Regions from separate parts of the Homo sapiens genome. Here region 1 is linked to region 2. A link is an interaction called in ENCODE POLR2A ChIA-PET data of the cell type or tissue named here. Cell type or tissue: OCI-LY7. All regions are shown on one strand.

The links. ChIA-PET counts read pairs that join two places held together with the same protein. Peaks named below come from ENCODE experiments on the same cell type or tissue, not always from the same donor. Only the 100,000 strongest peaks of a DNase experiment are listed, where the experiment ranks them.
Region 1: POLR2A ChIA-PET joins it to region 2 with 6 read pairs; 2 of 35 experiments call an interaction of 5 or more read pairs at or near these places.

What each region holds. Positions count from the first base shown.
Region 1 is chr20:61,895,037-61,903,036 of GRCh38, reverse strand. It overlaps CDH4 (cadherin 4), which reads right to left. Exons shown (of 16, transcript NM_001794.5): 8 at 7,990-8,000. Among named protein-coding and RNA genes, the nearest start is that of MIR1257, 55 kb to the left of the region's middle. RefSeq lists an enhancer at 1,062-1,955. In OCI-LY7, CTCF peaks have their summits at 6,382 and 6,581 (motif pointing right); a DNase peak (open chromatin) is centred at 6,596.
Region 2 is chr20:62,025,977-62,033,976 of GRCh38, reverse strand. The region is part of intron 1 of TAF4 (TATA-box binding protein associated factor 4); the gene reads left to right. Among named protein-coding and RNA genes, the nearest start is that of MIR3195, 35 kb to the left of the region's middle. RefSeq lists enhancers at 2,632-2,701, 2,742-2,801, 5,337-5,972. In OCI-LY7, no CTCF peak of the experiment used is centred here; DNase peaks (open chromatin) are centred at 766, 2,666 and 2,966; H3K4me3 peaks cover 2,019 bases; H3K27ac peaks cover 3,602 bases.

The sequences.
Region 1 (8,000 bases), 130 kb after region 2:
TTTTTTTTTTTTTTTTTTTTGAGACAGTCTTGCTCTGTTGCCCAGGCTGGAGTTTAGTGGCATGATCACACCTCACTGCAGCCTCGAACTCCTGGGCTCAAGTGATCCTCCTGCCTCGGCCTCCCATGTAGCTGGAGCTACAGGCCTGTGCCACCTCTGCTGTGTGTGGTGTGAGATTTTTAATCAGCTCTCTGAGACAGGTGGTGACGAGGCGCTGACCTCATACTTAGACGTCTGCAATGCTAGAATCTTCCTCCTTCAAATATTCCCAAAACGACACCTATGTAGCCTCTTTGCTATAGGTGAAGTCAGGGCTCGACAACAAGCCTGTGGCCTGAATCTTTTTGTTTTTGTAAATAAAGTTTATTGGGACATGGCCACACCCACTCGCTTCTGTTTTGTCTGTGGTTGTTTTTGTCCTACAATGGCGGAGTTTCGGAGTTGCCACGGAGACCTTCCGGCAGCCAAAGCGCAAACATTTACTCTCCAGACCATTCAAGAAAAGGTGTGCCTGTCCCTGTGTCAACGGCCGCTCATTTGCCTGCAAATCCCTGGGAAGGTGGGGCCCCGCACGCTCCTCTGTGGATCTGCCCTTGCACTCCTGCAACGAGCACGGGAGCGGTTCTGCGGGGTGGTGACCGCGTGCCCCAGGGCATGGCTGGCATTTAGGGCACTGCCCATAGACCCCGGGTCTCCGTGGCTGGTGAAGGGCAGAGTGAGGCTGCTTCTCCTGGAATGGAGGCCCCGGGGGTCCTGGTTTCAGAGGCCCCGGCTTGACCTTTTCTGCCTCTGCATCGTTCATCCGTTTGTGCTGCCTGCCCTGCTCTGAAAACGGCCATCCACGATGCCTCCACGCCTGCCGAGGACCCGCCTTTCACGATTCTGGAACTCCAAGGACTGAACACGTCATGGTTTGAATTTCCATCAGTTGCTGGAAGCCAGAAGGTGCCCCTGGCTCCAGGCTGCTCCTCAGGTGTGACACGCAGGACTGCATCTTGGTGATTTGCTGCTGTACTTAATTTTTGTCTGTCCCTCCCACATCCTGTTTCCTGGCAACTAGACTAGTGGCGGTGAGTCAATATCTCATAAAGATGAGCCACGGCCGACTGCGAACTTTACTTCCACCTCTGACGGACAGTGGTGCCACTGAGGCCCAGCTTTGTCTCCTGGAAGGCTCAGGACCTCCTTTTGCCTCTTCCCACGGAGCAGGTCTGAATGAGCGGAAATGGGACTCTGCTGCTGCCCTTGTCACCCCAACCCCATGGGCCAGCGTGGGATTGATGCTTTCACTGAGCTGCCGCTTACTCAGAAGCGTCCGGCTGGTCCTAATGAGGCCTTGACGTTCCCAGCCACCCGGCGTTGGGTGCTGCTTCTCCCGGCCGGAGCCCGGTGTGGACGAGGGCATCTAATTGGAGGGAAGTGCCCAAGCCTGGTGCTCTTGCCCAGCCGGAGCTCAGCGGATCCATCACTGTAACTAGCACAGCTGAGCGCCGGCCCTGACGGCTCCTGTCTGGCTGGGGTGTGGTCTGCTGCGCCCCCCGACGGGGCTGGGAGCCACCTGGGGACACAGCCAGCTGTAGTTCTCTGTTCTGTGATTGCTTGCATTGGAAAATTGATAGCGTAAACCTACAAACCACAGCTCCTTTGGACATTACAACATTATTGCTTTTTGCAATTCTGTGTTCTATTCAGTAAAACAGTGACGATTTCTGCTGAGTTCTGAGTTCACAAATCAGAATTGTCGGATCTGTGGCTCTTGTGACCAGAAGGAAGTTGCAGGCCCTGCCCCTGCCCCTGCCCCTGCCCCTGCCCCTACTCCTCCTGCTCCTGCTCCTGCTCACTGCAATACCCGCTTGAGTGAAAGGACCAGTCATTTAGCTAAAAATTAACCTGAAACCCCTTTTTGGGCTTTTGGGTCCATAGACCAGATTGGCTTGCTCCCTTCCCAGAAAGGACAGAGAGGTTGACCCATCTTCTTACCCGGGATTGGAGCACAACTTCAGGCAGCTCCTGTCAGCAGCTCATCTGTGCCAGGGTGAAGGACACAATTGCTATCAATCGGCATTATTAATCATACAACAGCCACGATGGCCATATTGTTGCTGTTTTACTCATTGGTCTTTCTTTGAGTCAGGTACGCTGCCAAGGGACTGATATCCGGGAATATTCGGTCCTCACACACCCATCAGGCAGGAACAGATGAGGAAAGGGAGGCAACTTGCCCAAGGTCAGCAGCTGGTCAGTTGTGGAGCCAGGCTTGAAGCTGGGGAGTCTGGCCCAGCGCCCACCCCCAACCCCTGGGCCCCATCTCTCCCATGCAGCTTGGACAGGCGGGTCCAAGGAGGCCTGAGAGACTGGCGGAAGCACCGCGGCTGGGAGGACTAAGTCTTGACCCCCAGGCTGAGGGACCTCAAGTTTCTGTGTGTCTCTGCCTTGGGCTTGTCCTTTCCAGTCCGCCATTCCCCCACGTCTCTGGGCCTGTGTCCTGTTGGTCCCTGCCCCAGGGTGGACCCAGAGTTGGCCTCTCAGAAGCGCCCCCTCTGCAGCCGTCTCTGGGAAGCCGTCCCTGGTAGGAGGAGCAAGGAGGCGGGAGGTGATGTCGGGTGGGTGGGAGCTCCTGGTCCCTGCGGCTGCCACCTCTGTGCTCGGAAAAGTTGGCTCCAATTAATGATTTATGGCCGAGGCTTGCACTGTGCGGCCGAGGCTTGCACTGTGCACCCAAGCGTAATTAAGGGCACTGAGTCCGTTCTAATTTTAAGATGCCAAATTCCTGTGCTCAGGAACTCACGCTGAATCGTAATTTCTCCCTTCTTCTGCAGAAGTCAGGGACTCACAGGGCTTGGCCAGAGTGGGCACGCAGCCAGGCTTGAGGGGCTGGGGATCTGTGGGCGAGAGCTGCCCTGGGTCAGCCCAGCCAGTCCCCCCCGCTGAGGCTGGCCAGTAGCCTGTCTGCCCTGCAGAGCTGGGGCTGCCCTTCTTCCTGGCCAGGAGGGTCACTTCCGAGGAGGGACCGCAGGCAGCATCCTCGGGCGGCTTGGGGAGGGAACTTCCAGAAGGACCTCAAAAACATGGGGACCACAGACCCACAGACCCCAGGGCTCCTAAGTTCAGCTGACACCCTGCCTCTGGCAAAACCATTTTTAACCCCTTTGAGAGAAAAATCTGTATTTCCACATCAACTGTGATAACCAGGCACTGGCTGAGCTGGGCACATCCTAAACGCTGGGGACCCACTCATCCTGTCCTCGGAGACCCTGTGGGGAAACCACCACGACTCCCTTCCCTCTTTATTCAAAAAATATTTAACCTGGGCTGGGTGCGGTGGCTCACACCTGTAATCCCAGCAGTTTGGGAGGCCGAGGTGGGCGGATCACGAGGTCAGGAGATCAAGACCATCCTGGCTAACACAGTGAAACCCCATCACTACTAAGAATACAAAAAATTAGCCGGGCGTGGTGGCAGGCGCCTGTAGTTCCAGCTACTCGGGAGGCTGAGGTAGGAGAATGGCGTGAACCCAGGAGGCGGAGGTTGCAGTGAGCCGAGACCACGCCACTGCACTCCAGCCTGGGCGACAGAGCGAGACTCTGTCTCAAAAAAGAAAAAAATTAACCTGATTTTATTCATGCTTGCTTGGGACGGGGAATAGATCATTCACAAAAGACATACAGTAAAAACAAAATATGTCTTATCATGTATGCATTTTAAACTACAACAATGATATACCACCTCCCTCTTCTTTTCTTTTTTTTTTTTGAGACAGGCTAGTGTGCAATGGTGCAATCTCGATTCACTGCACCCTCCACCTCCCAGGTTCAAGCAGTTCTCTGCCTCAGCCTCTTGAGTAGCTGGGATTACAGGTGCGCACCACCACACCCGGCTAATTTTTTTTTAAAATATATATTTTTAGTAGAGATGGGGTTTCACATCTTGGCCAGGCTGGTCTTGAACTCCGGACCTCGTGATCCACCCACCTTGGCCTCCCAAAGTGCTGGGATTACAGGCTTGGGCCACTGCGCCCGGCCCTCCCTCTTCTTTTAACAGCTGGGGAAACTGGGCTGAGAAGGTTTTGGTGACATTGTTGTAAGCCCCTCACCTATGAAAGACCGAGACGGGACAGGACTCCAGGTCTGTTAAAGCTGGAACCTTGTCTGCTCGCCACCCAGCTCCATGCCCCTGGGATGGGGGTCTGGGCACCACCCATGGCATTTTTAGAGCAGATTTATATTGCTGAAGTCTTAAACTTTCACATAGATCAGCAGTGCTCCCGACGACACCTTGAGGTGGGATTAATTCTAGGTGGAAAGCCGGGATAAAATCCTGCGGCTCAGAGAGGTCCAGCTCTCCGGCCTTGGCTACACAGCAGGCAGGGACCAAGGGTGGGGCCAGGGCTGGGCTTCCTGACTCCAGGGGACCCCCCCTCCGTGAGCATGTGTGTGGATGGGGTGGGGGTGGCCTGGAGGAAGGCCTGTGATGCCAGATCTCCAGGGTCACTCTGTGCTGTCTGGACCTGTCCCTGAGAACTTCACTGCAGGACCCATCGGTGTTAATAGGAGGCTTTGGGGCAGGGTCTGAAGCTTGTGTCCTCTGTGGCCACCAGCTTCTAGCGCAGCAGACCCCATGCTCACCTGCTGGAGGGAGTGCTGAGGGCCGAGGGTCCCCACTCAGCCTCACGTGGGCAGTGCAGCCGCGCTCAGAGCCAGTGAAGGGAAAATAACTTTTAATTAACATTTAGGACTCAGAATCGGATCATGCAAATCCCCTGCATCTCTGTAGCTTCTGCTGATTGTTCTTGATTAGGCTTGGTAAAAATAGCCTGGCGGCATGTGCGGCAGTGTGGCCGGCCTTCGCCATCCTGCTGGCCCCTCTGCCTGCTCCGTCCCACGGTGAGGCATGGACAGTGTCCCGGGGCTCCTGCCTGTCACCCATCTCTAGGAGGACACACCAAGGGCCATCCTAACCCCGAGTATTTACTGACACCCCTTCTCCAGGACCATGCGACCCAGTCACCTGGAAAAGCCACCGCAGGGTGGAGGGAACCCTCCCTGCCAGGGTCATCCGTCCATTGTCCACCCACTAGCATGTCACCCCGCCGGCCTGACCAAAGCAGTGGACTGCAGATCCTCTCCCGGACTGTGTTAGACTGGGAGGTGCCGCAGACACTGGCTGAGAAGCATCTAGACATATCTGCGTACTCCTCAAGAGATGCCGTTCCCCTGCCCCGTGATCTGGGGTCTGGGACCTGCCTGAGGCCCCCTGGAACCAAGGATGGACAATGGCCCATCTCTGGGAGGCGCACGAGGCTGCAGTAGCCTGTGCTTAGCCATTGGAAAAGCACAGAGACGCCTCTCTCTAATAAATGCCATGGGGACCCTCTGCCCCAGTCCCAGGAGGAGGAGCCCCAGGGTGGTGTGGCCGGTCAGCAGTTGCGGCGAGGGTAGCTCAGTGCCAAGGGCTGCTTAGTGCTGGTCAGTGGGGGTGGCTGGTCAGTGCTGGTGGCTAGTCAGTCCTCATGGCTGGTCAGTGTTGGTTAGTGCTGGTCAGTGCTGGTGGCTGGTCATTTCTGGTCAGTGCTGGTAAATGGTGGTGGCTGGTCAGCGCTGGTGGCTGATCAGTGCTGGTCAGTGCTTATGCTGGTCAGTGCTTGTGGCTGGTCCACTAGGTCTAGAAGGGCCTCTGCCTTGGCCTCCCAGAGTCTCGGGATGGGGACCAGAGATGAGGGGTAGGGCTTGCCTCCCAGAGTCTCGGGATGGGGACCAGAGACGAGGGGTAGGGCTTGCAATGGAATGATGGGATTCTCTGAATTTTGGGATTTAGGACCACAATGCCCCTTGTTTATCTTCTGCCCCCCAACGTCTCAGAGAATCAGGCCATCCCCACCTTTCGTTCATGGGGACACAGAGGCAGGAATTCTCCCCTGCAATGTGCTTTAAGTTGCCTTGAGTCAAATGCAGAATTCTGTGGGGGGCTCAGTGTGACTCCCTGGGCTGGCCGTTTTTCAGAGCATGTGCAGGTCAGGGACATCCTGCCGGTTCTCCATCTTCCTTCACAGGGATGCTGGCTCCGAGAAAGGCAGAGACACCTGCTCCACACAATTTGGGTCACCTTCTCCCCTCCCTCCCTGCCATCACTTCCTTTTCTTTCTCGGAGTCAGGGAGGAAGGACAGCTGGGGCTGTCCGGCCAGCTGTGTGGGTGCAGCCCTGCTGCGCTCTTGGGCCTGGACGTTATTATTCTTCAGGGCCCTGGGGTTAGCAGCTGCTTCCCCTATGTCCAGACTCCCCGGCAGCCTGGCCCTGAGCTTTTCCTGACCATTGCTCACTGGCCGGAAGAGAGCAAATAGAGACTGAAGCCAAGAGAGAGAAGCAGGTGTTTTCCAAACCATCTGAACGCCTTCCTGGCCAATTGTATGAGAGCTGTTGCATCCTGGGGCTGCGCCCGGTTAAATGCTCCTCGGGCTCCTGGTTGCCCTGGCCGCTTGCTGCCTGGACTCACTGCCAGGAGCCTGGGGGAGCACCTAGAGCCCCCCTGCCCTGCTGCAGTGGGGCTGAGCTGGCTTCCTTCGCTGTGATCTGCCATCTTCCCACCAGATGGCGTTGTGTGCTCACAGCCACCTCCGCCTGGTGCAGCTGCGCCCCAGGCCTGGGATGCAGGACGCAGGAGGCCCAGATGCGGGACGGCCGCTGTGGCGAGGGGCTCTGGCCTTAGTTGCCTTCTCAGCAAGCCGGCCCACCCACCGGGAGGAGCGTCTCCCTCCTGACCCCATCCCTTCCCCTCTCCCTCTTAGCCTCCCGGAGCCCAGAGTCCTCATCTGTCACTGGGTTGGTCGGGGTTGGCTGGGATCAGAGGCTAGCTCTGCACCCTGGCTGTACCCTGGCCGCACCCTGGCCTCACCCTGGTGCCCGAGGGGCACCTCCACAGATGCAGCTGGTGTGCCACTGTCATTGCTATCATGACTGACACACAGCTCTGCGGGGGCCTAGGCCTGGGGGAGAAGGGGGTGATATGGTGGTAGGAGCAGAGAAGACCCTGAGATCCTGGCATCTCAGGGCCACGGCCACTCTGGGAGCCCTCGCTGACTCTCCCCTCTGCACGTCCCAGCCTGGTGCCTTCGACCTTTCTAGAGGGGCTCCCGGGGCTGGGCCACGTGCCCATGATGTCAGCACTGCCACACGGGGCCCAAAATGACAGCCTGGGGACACCGTGTCACACCCCATGGACCCAGGGAATCACCACAAAGGGTCCTGGTTGGTAAGCAGGGCGACAGCCAAGGCCGGGACCTCCCCAGATCGCTGGGCAGCAGGGAAGTGGGGTCATCAAATGTCTGTCGGCGCAGTGGCCTCTGCAGATTTCAAGGGAAGGGTCCCTCCTGGTGGTGCAGCTGCCCTGCTGGAATCCAGAGGAAGTGGGGGCTGCATGCCTTACAGCCCTGTCTCCACCGTGTTCCCACCAGAGAGAGTTTGGTCCCCTGTGAACTAGGGGCTCGGGGCTCACACTGGACTTTCAACAACATTCAGTGAATGGTCACTCAGGCCCCAGGCAGCCGGTATGGGGCCCAGTCACAACCCCCTTTCTGCCGACAGCAGGCCACAGAGGGTCAGCCAAGTTCCACACACAGGGATGGACCCGCCATGCCAAGGCCCCATCTGGGCATTCCCCAAGCGGGTCCCACACGCAGGCCTTCCAAAGTGGCAGTGACATCAGCCCAGGCAGTACCAGTCAACTCCTCCAGACATCACAGAGATGCCTCCCAGGTGGCAACCGACCTCCGCCGCCGGTCCCCTCCCTGACTGAGCCCCGGCCTCTCTCCTACTGCGCACATCAGGAATCGAGCCACTCCACACAGCAGCCTCCGCTGCCCAGGGCCTTTCTTACACGCTATCTGCCAAGTGCCCGTCAGGCAGAGCCGCAGAGAGAGAGGAGGCTGTGCCGCACGCCAGTGCATTCCTGCCCTGCACGGGCCATGCGTCACTGGGCAGCTTCGAGGGACTCACCGTGCTGGCGG
Region 2 (8,000 bases):
TCTGCCTCACGGGTTCACGCCATTCTCCTGCCTCAGCCTCCCAAGTAGTAGGGACTACAGGCGCCTGCCACCATGCCCAGCTAATTTTTTGTATTTTTAGTAGAGAAGGGGTTTCACCGTGTTAGCCAGGATGGTCTCGATCTCCTGACCTCGTGATCCACCCGCCTTAGCCTTCCAAAGTGCTGAGATGACAGGCGTGAGCCACCTCACCTGGCCCTTTTTCTTTTTTTTTTTTTTTTGAGACGGAGTCTCACTCTTGTTGCCCAGGCTGGAGTGCAATAGCACAATCTCATCTCACTGCAACCTCTGCCTCCCGGGTTCAAGCAATTCTTGTGCTTCAGCCTCCCGAGTAGCTGGGATTATAGGCATGCGCCACTATGCCTGGCTAATTTTTGTATTTTTAGTAGAGACGGGGTTTCGCCATGTTAGCCAGGCTGATCTTGAACCCCTTACCTCAAGTGACCTGCCTGACTTGGTCTCCCAAAGTGCTGGGATTACTGGCGTGAGCTACCCTGCCCAGCTCCCACTTCTTATTTTCTGAAGTTGCTTTCTGTTTGCTTTTCTTGGGGCAGGGGATATTTGTTAGTTTGTCTCAATGGATGTTGGATCGTATCAAATGCCTTCCTATTATTTAAAACCCACCAGGGCCCTTGTTAGCTCCTTTGTCCTGCCACCTCCCTCTTCTGCCTTGGTCTCTGATTCCTGCCACACACGCATCTTGGCAGGTGGCTCCCCTTGTTGCTTCATGGAGAGCACCAGAGCCATCCGCTGGGGGCTGAGGCCACCCTGCCTGACCCCGCCCTGCTGAGAGCTGAGGGATCTCATCTGTGGCCTCACTCTTCTCCTGTGGGTGGCCCTCTGCCCTGCTCTTCCTAGGTCACTCCCTCACCGTATCCTTGCTGCTTTCTTTGCCCTCCTGCCTCTCACCACGTCCAGACAGCTGCCTCCCCTCTTTTTTTCCCCCCGCATCCATCATTTCCCAGCTGCTTCCTTCGAGAAGCCAGTCTCGGTGCTCAGATGAGGCCAAGAAGATCTGCTGGTGGCAGGTTCTTAGAGGGCTGGGCAGCTTCCCTTCCTAGCATAGACTGATGAATCGGATTGATCGGAAGCTCTAGGAGGGTGTGTACCATCCACATGTGTTTCTGATTTGGGGCCAGTGCCCAGTGTGTGCTGGTTGGCCACCGGCTGCTCAGAGCCCCTGCTTTGCTGTCTCCCTGCCAATGTGTTCTGATAAGTGAGGTTGTCTGAAAGTTGGGTTCTGGAGAACTGACGTTTTGCTGTAAGTCATTTAAGGTCCATGTCATCTGCCAGCTGACCTCAGTTTTCTTGAAATTGTGCATGGGATTGGCACTATTTAAAACATTTTGAAAGTAAGCAGAACATTGGGAGTTGAGTGCTGGGGATGTGGTTTCAGGTGCTGAGAGCCGAGGCCCTGGTGGGCCACCGGGCCTTCTGGAAGCCCATCCTCTGCAGACAGCAGGCGCTGCCTGTGGCCCCGAGCTCCTCTTCTTGCCACTGGCACTCTCAGATTGGTCTCCCTTCCCCAGCCTCTGTGGATAAAGCTGCCTTAAAACACAGTGAACATGTGGAAGAGAAGCGATGCTTGTTGCCATCTGGACAAACGTGTAGACTTTAGGTTAGAGAAGTCCTGTGTCCTGGCCCATCAGGGGACACAGAAACTGCTGAGATGGTAGCTCAGGGAGCAGGAGTTCGGGGGTGGAGGGAATCTGAGCATGGTCCTTGTCCTCTCAGAAAAGCAGAGCCGACTGCTTGCAGAGTTGACTGCCCCCACCGCTGGCCTGGAAGCACCATCCAAATGGTGACTTCACTAACTGTTTTTAAGTTAGCAGATCAAACGTATCCAAATATGTGAAGTCTTAACATGGAGACTCCAGAGGTGCTGAGATACTGCTGGCTTCAGGAAGAGTGCGAGATGGGAGGTGCAGGCTCGCAGAAGGACAGTGCTGCGGGGGAGCTCTGAGGAAAGGAGGGTTGTTTCCTTCTTGCTTGCTGATGGTGAGAAGAATCTGGAACTTTTGTTTGGAAGTGTCCTGTGCGTTCCGTGTCTCGGTGTTGCTGGGCCAGCTGCCCTCTTCCCGGGCTGTTCCACGGGGCCTTCCCTGCGAGCCCCGTCTCCGGGTGCCAGGGGCTGCATGCCCTGCACCCCGGCGTCTCCCTGGGGTTTTGGTGGGAGCCTTTGCTTGTTGATTATTTTATTTGTTGACACATGTGCTTACTCTAGTAAGAACTTACGGTGACTAAGAAAAGTACTCATAACCCAAGAAGATATGATTAATGAGAAAGTGAGGGGAGAGGGAGAATAGAGTGAAAAACGCCCACCTTGGGCTCTGTTCAGCTGCTAGTGGAGTAGGGTAGGGGGAGGCTGGGAGGTGGGCACAGAGTTGGAACTGAGCTCTCAGTCAAGGCAAAGGGAATGCCCAAAGTGTCATTTGAATGAATTCAGAATCTGCAGATGAAAGAGCACATGTTAAAATTGTGCAGAAGTGAAGGCTCTCTGTTAGTGCAGGATTTTTAGAGTCTTGGGAGTTAAATATGTGCAGATGAATATGCTTTATCCTGAGGTTTAGCAAAGTGTCGAGAAGGCACCCTGGGCCCAGCCAGCATGCTCACTGCTGTCGGCGGAAGCGAGCACAGCCTGATTCTGCACATGCTGGGCCTCAAGGTGTGCGGTGCCTGGAGGACGAGGGCTTGGACGCCCAGCCTGGAGCAGCCTGGCCACGTTCCGACCTTGGACCCAGGCTCCCTGAAAGAGGGAGTCAGTGAAGTCACATGAGGCTTGTGGGTTTCAGAGATTTTAGAAACCTGAGAAAATTAGAAACCAGGAATGGCTGAGAATATAAGGGAAGGCTTCACGAAGGCAGAAGTGATACCAGGTGCTCAGTGTTTTCAACAGAAGCCTTTCACCTAAAGCCGTGGAGAAAAACCTGCCTGAGACCAAGTGCAAGTCATTTCCTGTTTGTTGCATGTTGTGTCTGTCAAATAGACTCAGGCATTTCAGGAAGCTCAGGTGCAGTTGGGCAAGTGAATTGAGTACTGAGAAGAGGTGAAGGAGGCCATCGTATTGTGGAGGTGGTGGGGTACGGAGAGCCTCCTGAATCAGGCCCTGCCACGTGTTTATCCATGAGGTTCCACATCTGTGCTGTGTGGCCCTTGGTGTTGCTTTCGTGGTCACCTGATACATTTTGTGGGGCCAGTTTAAAAAGTAGATAAGACAATTCAACATTATTGGCAACTTAGTAAAGTTTTTGGACGAAATTTGTTTTCAAAAAATTATTACTCTAAGCATGTTAATTGGAAAATTGGAGGCTGTACTGAGGTGTGTGGAGTAGGGCAAGCAAGACCCTTCCCAGCACTGTCCAGCCCATCCTGCGAGTGCGTCCTCTGGCTTCAGGGCTAATTGAAAATGTGCTTCGAGGCACGACAGGCCGCAGTGGGGTGTGACAGTTAAGAAAAAGCCGAAATGGGCACTGCTGGGCAGGGTAAACTTTATTAACTGTTGAATGACTGGAAAATCATTTTAATGTTTCAGAGCTGTTTTAAATTATGTGTCTGTCTACGCATGAAAGCGAATCTAAATTAGTATTGGGCTTTGGCATGAAAAGGCTGTGGTGTCCTGACTCTGGGTGGTGACGTCTGTGATGCTTGTGATGCTGCTGTGTCGTCCTATCCAGGACACCAGAAACTCAGATTCGTTGCCTGCACTGACCGGGCACTGTGGAGATGCAGGTGTCCAGTTTCCTGGCGGGCTCGTTGGCGTCCCTGCCTGTGATTCCGCTCCCTGGAGTGCTGCAGAGGCCTCTGCTGCCTCCTCTCCTTGTGCACGTGGCCGCACACCCCTATCGGGGCTCTGGCCCGCTGCGCTGCTCGCCTGGCCTCGCAGCGCTGGCATTGTGCGTCTTTCCTCCACCTGGCCAGCTCCTGACACCCACATGGGCAGCTTCACCGTGACCATGCCCCTGCGGCGCACTGTTCTTCCTTCTGGCCCAGCCCTGAGGCTTCCCCTGACCACTGTGGGTTACCTGTGCCTGCCATTCTTTTTTTTGTTTTTTTTGAGACGGAGTCTTGCCGTGTCACCAGGCTGGAGTGCAGTGGCGCGATCTCGGCTCACCGCAAGCTCCGACTCCCGGGTTCAAGCGATTCTCTTGCCTCAGCCTCCCAAGTAGCTGGGATTACAGGTGTGTGCTCCCACGCCCAGCTAATTTTTGTATGTTTAGTAGAGGCGGGGTTTCGTCATGTTGGCCAGGCTGGTCTCGATCTCCTGACCTCGTGATCCGCCTGCCTCGGCCTCCCAGAGTGCTGGGATTACAGGCGTGAGCCACCACTCCCAGCCTGCATTCCCATTCTTTACCAGACTGTCAGCTCCTGGAGGCCAGGAGTCAGGCCTTCCTTACCCCGCCCCACCACGGCAGCCCCAAGTACAGGTGATTGGATGGAGTGTGCATGTATGAGTGTGTGTGTGTGTGTGTGTGCGCGCGCGCGCACGTGGGCACTGGGCCCTGGTGCTGCAGAGCTAGCAGGGCTCCCTTCGAAGGGCTTCTGTGTCAGAGTTTACCAGGAGTCCCACTGTTTACCTTGTTACTCCACTTGCCCACCGCCCCCAAGTGGAGATTATCACACAGAGTTGCATGTCTAGATAGCAAAACAGTCCTTGCCTCCGAGTTTTATCTTGCAAAATTTCAAACTTAAAAGAATGAGTACAACAAACAGCTATGTACACCTTCCCTAGATCCATTAATTCCTAAGTTTTTTTTTTTTTTTTTGAGACAGAGTCTCGCTCTGTCGCCCAGGCTAGAGTGCAGTGGCGCGATCTTGGGTCACTGCAACCTCTGCCTCCTGGGTTCACACCATTCTCCTGCCTCAGCCTCCTGAGTAGCTGGGACTACAGGCGCCCACCACCGTGCCCGGCTAATTTTTTGTATTTTTAGTGGAGACGGGTTTTCACTATGTTAGCCAGGATGGTCTCGATCTCCTGACCTCGTGATCCGCCTGCCTTGGCCTCCCAAAGTGCTGGGATTACAGGTGTGAGCCACTGCGCCTGGCCCATGAATTCCTAAGTTTTGAGCAAAGCAGTTTTAACCTGTAGCTGACACAGGGGTTGGTATTTATGGGATGCAAGCCTGTGCCTTTGTTGAGTATCATTGGAGGCTTAGGCAGGTGCTTTATGGCACTCCTGAATGTGAGCTCACTGTCGGGAAGGAGATCTGTGTTGGAGGTCAGGTGGATGCCAGCCTCACTGAAGGCTGCTCACGAGCTTTTTAGAAGCAGCTTTGGGTTGAAGTTTGCAGCAGGGCTCTGCTCCCAGGCTGTGGCTTGACAGACACGCATGTGCACTGTACCTGTTCACGGAGGTGTGTCCATGTGCTAAGAATTTCCTAAAGTGATGGCGCCAGATACAGTCGCCCCGCAGTGTTCTCGGGATGGTTCCAGGGCCCCGTACGCACATACAAGTTCCCTGTGGAACCCAAGCGAGCAAAACGTCAGCCCTCTGTGTACGTGGGTTTCATGTCCTGTCAATGCCGTATCTTCAGTCCTTGCTTGGTTGAAAAAAATCTGCATGTAAGTGGACCCTGGAAGTTTGACCCATGTTTTTCAAAGGTCAACTGTAATATCCTGAAGTATTTTTACCAAAATACCTCAGCCATTTAAAGTTAACTTAAAGAGAATTCAATTCAAGGAGGTAGCATTTTTTTGGGGGGTATGTTTGAGTTTCCAGAAGCCCTGGTAGGCAAAAAGGCCAGAACCCGTGTGTTGGGTGGGTCTGTCCCTGTTGGTCACTCTGACCGGCCCCCCTTAGCACCTCCAGCATCCCAGAGCAGGTGCGGCTCCTGGGTGTCCAGGCCTCTGCTCAGTGCTTTAGGGAGGCTCAGCTGCAGGAGCAGAGCACGTGTGGGACCCTGCACCATGGAGAGGTGGCTGTGAGCAATCAGATGGCTTAGAAGCTGCTTTTACAACCTGGAAAATGCAATTCAGAATGATACAACTCCTGGCCTGGCTGACTGGTTGCACGACCTAGGCCGCCGAGGTGAGGGGAGAGCAGCCCACCCAGCAGGGAACTGAGAGGGGTCAAGGGGCAGGCGGGAGGCTGTTTCTCAGTCACTGTTTCTTTGCCCCGTGCGCATGGAGCGATGTGGGCCATGCCTGCTGTGCCCTCCGTTGTGTGTTGAGGGCTTGGTGACAGTCAGTGTTGCATAAACACCTCTTGAATGAATATGTGATTTAGATGTTTGTGAGGTAAAGTTAATGATTTTTTTAGGAATCCAATGCAGAAAATTAATTATTTGCCAAGGTTATTTTATCCTGTTCTGAAAATGGATAAATTTGACACAGTTCCAGTAGTATGGTTTTGTGGTTGGCAGGAGAAACGGAGACAGGTAAGGAATTAGCATATACGGTGGGAGAGGATGGGCCTGGGGTAGGCACAGCACACCTGTGCATTCACTAAACTTTTCTCCAATCTGTTCATTTGTGTGAACTTAAGAGATTTAATCCCTGAGCCCAGGGAGCTTGCGTTGAGGGGGGAGACAGACGTTAGGGAATGACTAAATCACAAAACAGTCACCGAATTGCAACTGTGATAATGCCAAGGGGGAGGAGGGACTGTGTAGGCCGATGCTGAAGGCTGGGTGAAGGTTTTCCAGGGGCAAGTCCCATCAGTCACAGTGCCCGTTTAGGGTTTGCACCTTGCTCTTTTGACGACGCTGCTCGGCTCTCAGGGCTGCGAGGCTGGCTTCTTCCCAAACTTCATTCCACTCCAGGTTTCTGCACTGGGCCCTGAGAGCCACATCTGGCCATCACTACAGATGCACTTTTGCAGTGCCTCTGCATTTTGAGGTGAAAGACAGTCTTTAAACTTCAGGGTGAACTTCTCACTCGGAGTTTGGTGTATTGTTGCCATTTCTTTTGTGTTGATTTGCACGTAGCTCTTTTGTACACAGGCACGAGGGTAAGCATTCCTGTTGAGTCGCAGAGGAATTAACGAGTGAAACAAATCATGAGTAGAAGTCTCCACGGGTTGGTGTTTTAACTTTGCTCTAAGGTGAGCAACTGCGTATTTGTGAAATTTGGCCAAATGATGAGGGGATGCTGAGTTGGCTGACTGCTGTGCAGACCACCTAAGGAATAAGGATAAATCCTAGAATCAGAGCCCGGGGGAGAGTGTTGGGCCCAGCTCTCCACTCACGGGGCGGCAGCAAGCCGTGGGTGGGTTGGTGGAGGCCCCATTTCTGCCTGCGGAGCAGAGCTGCTGATCCTTCAGGAGAGGCTGCTCTTTCCTGTGCCGAGTGTGGCCTGCTGGATTCGTGTTTCTGCGGAGCCTGGCTTTCCAGAGGGTGTGGAGGGTGCGCGCAGTCTGTCCACCTGCGGCTTTGTGGAGATGGGGGCTGGAGCCAGCTCCCACAGAGCTGGTACTTTGTGGCCTGCTCCTCAGGCCTGACCACGGTTCCTTCTGCGTCATTTTGGGGGATCCCTTTTCCATCAAAGGAGCTAGCTTGGTGTTATTTTTCAGAGACTTGAGCACGCACTTTCATTCGGAGGCTGGGAGCTGAGAACCCCTGCAGCTGTTTCATGCTCCGAGCTACTCAGTGAGATACTCTGTTAAAAAGGCAGTGTGGTGGAGGGTGTGATCGCTTGGGGTGCCATCGACAGCACACTCACGTCCCTGTGTTGCTCACGGGGTCAGGTAGAGTAAAACTCATTGAACGTGGCCTGGTTTTTGTGTGTGGTGGTGAACAGAGTTGTTAATACGACTCTCGGGCAGCTCCTAGTGTTCTTAAGAGGCAGGGCTGGTGGGGGAAGGTCGTGTGCTAGCTGTGAACTTGGCAGTTATTTTCACTCGGGAAGGACGTTGGGAGGAAGAGGATTAAAACTATGCTTTCCGTTATTTTTTGCCGGGAGGGTTGTACCTTTTTCTTGCTCTCTAAGGGCTCTCTGCGTGTGTTTTAAGAGCTTTACTGGGGTGTGATCCACAGCAATAAACTGAG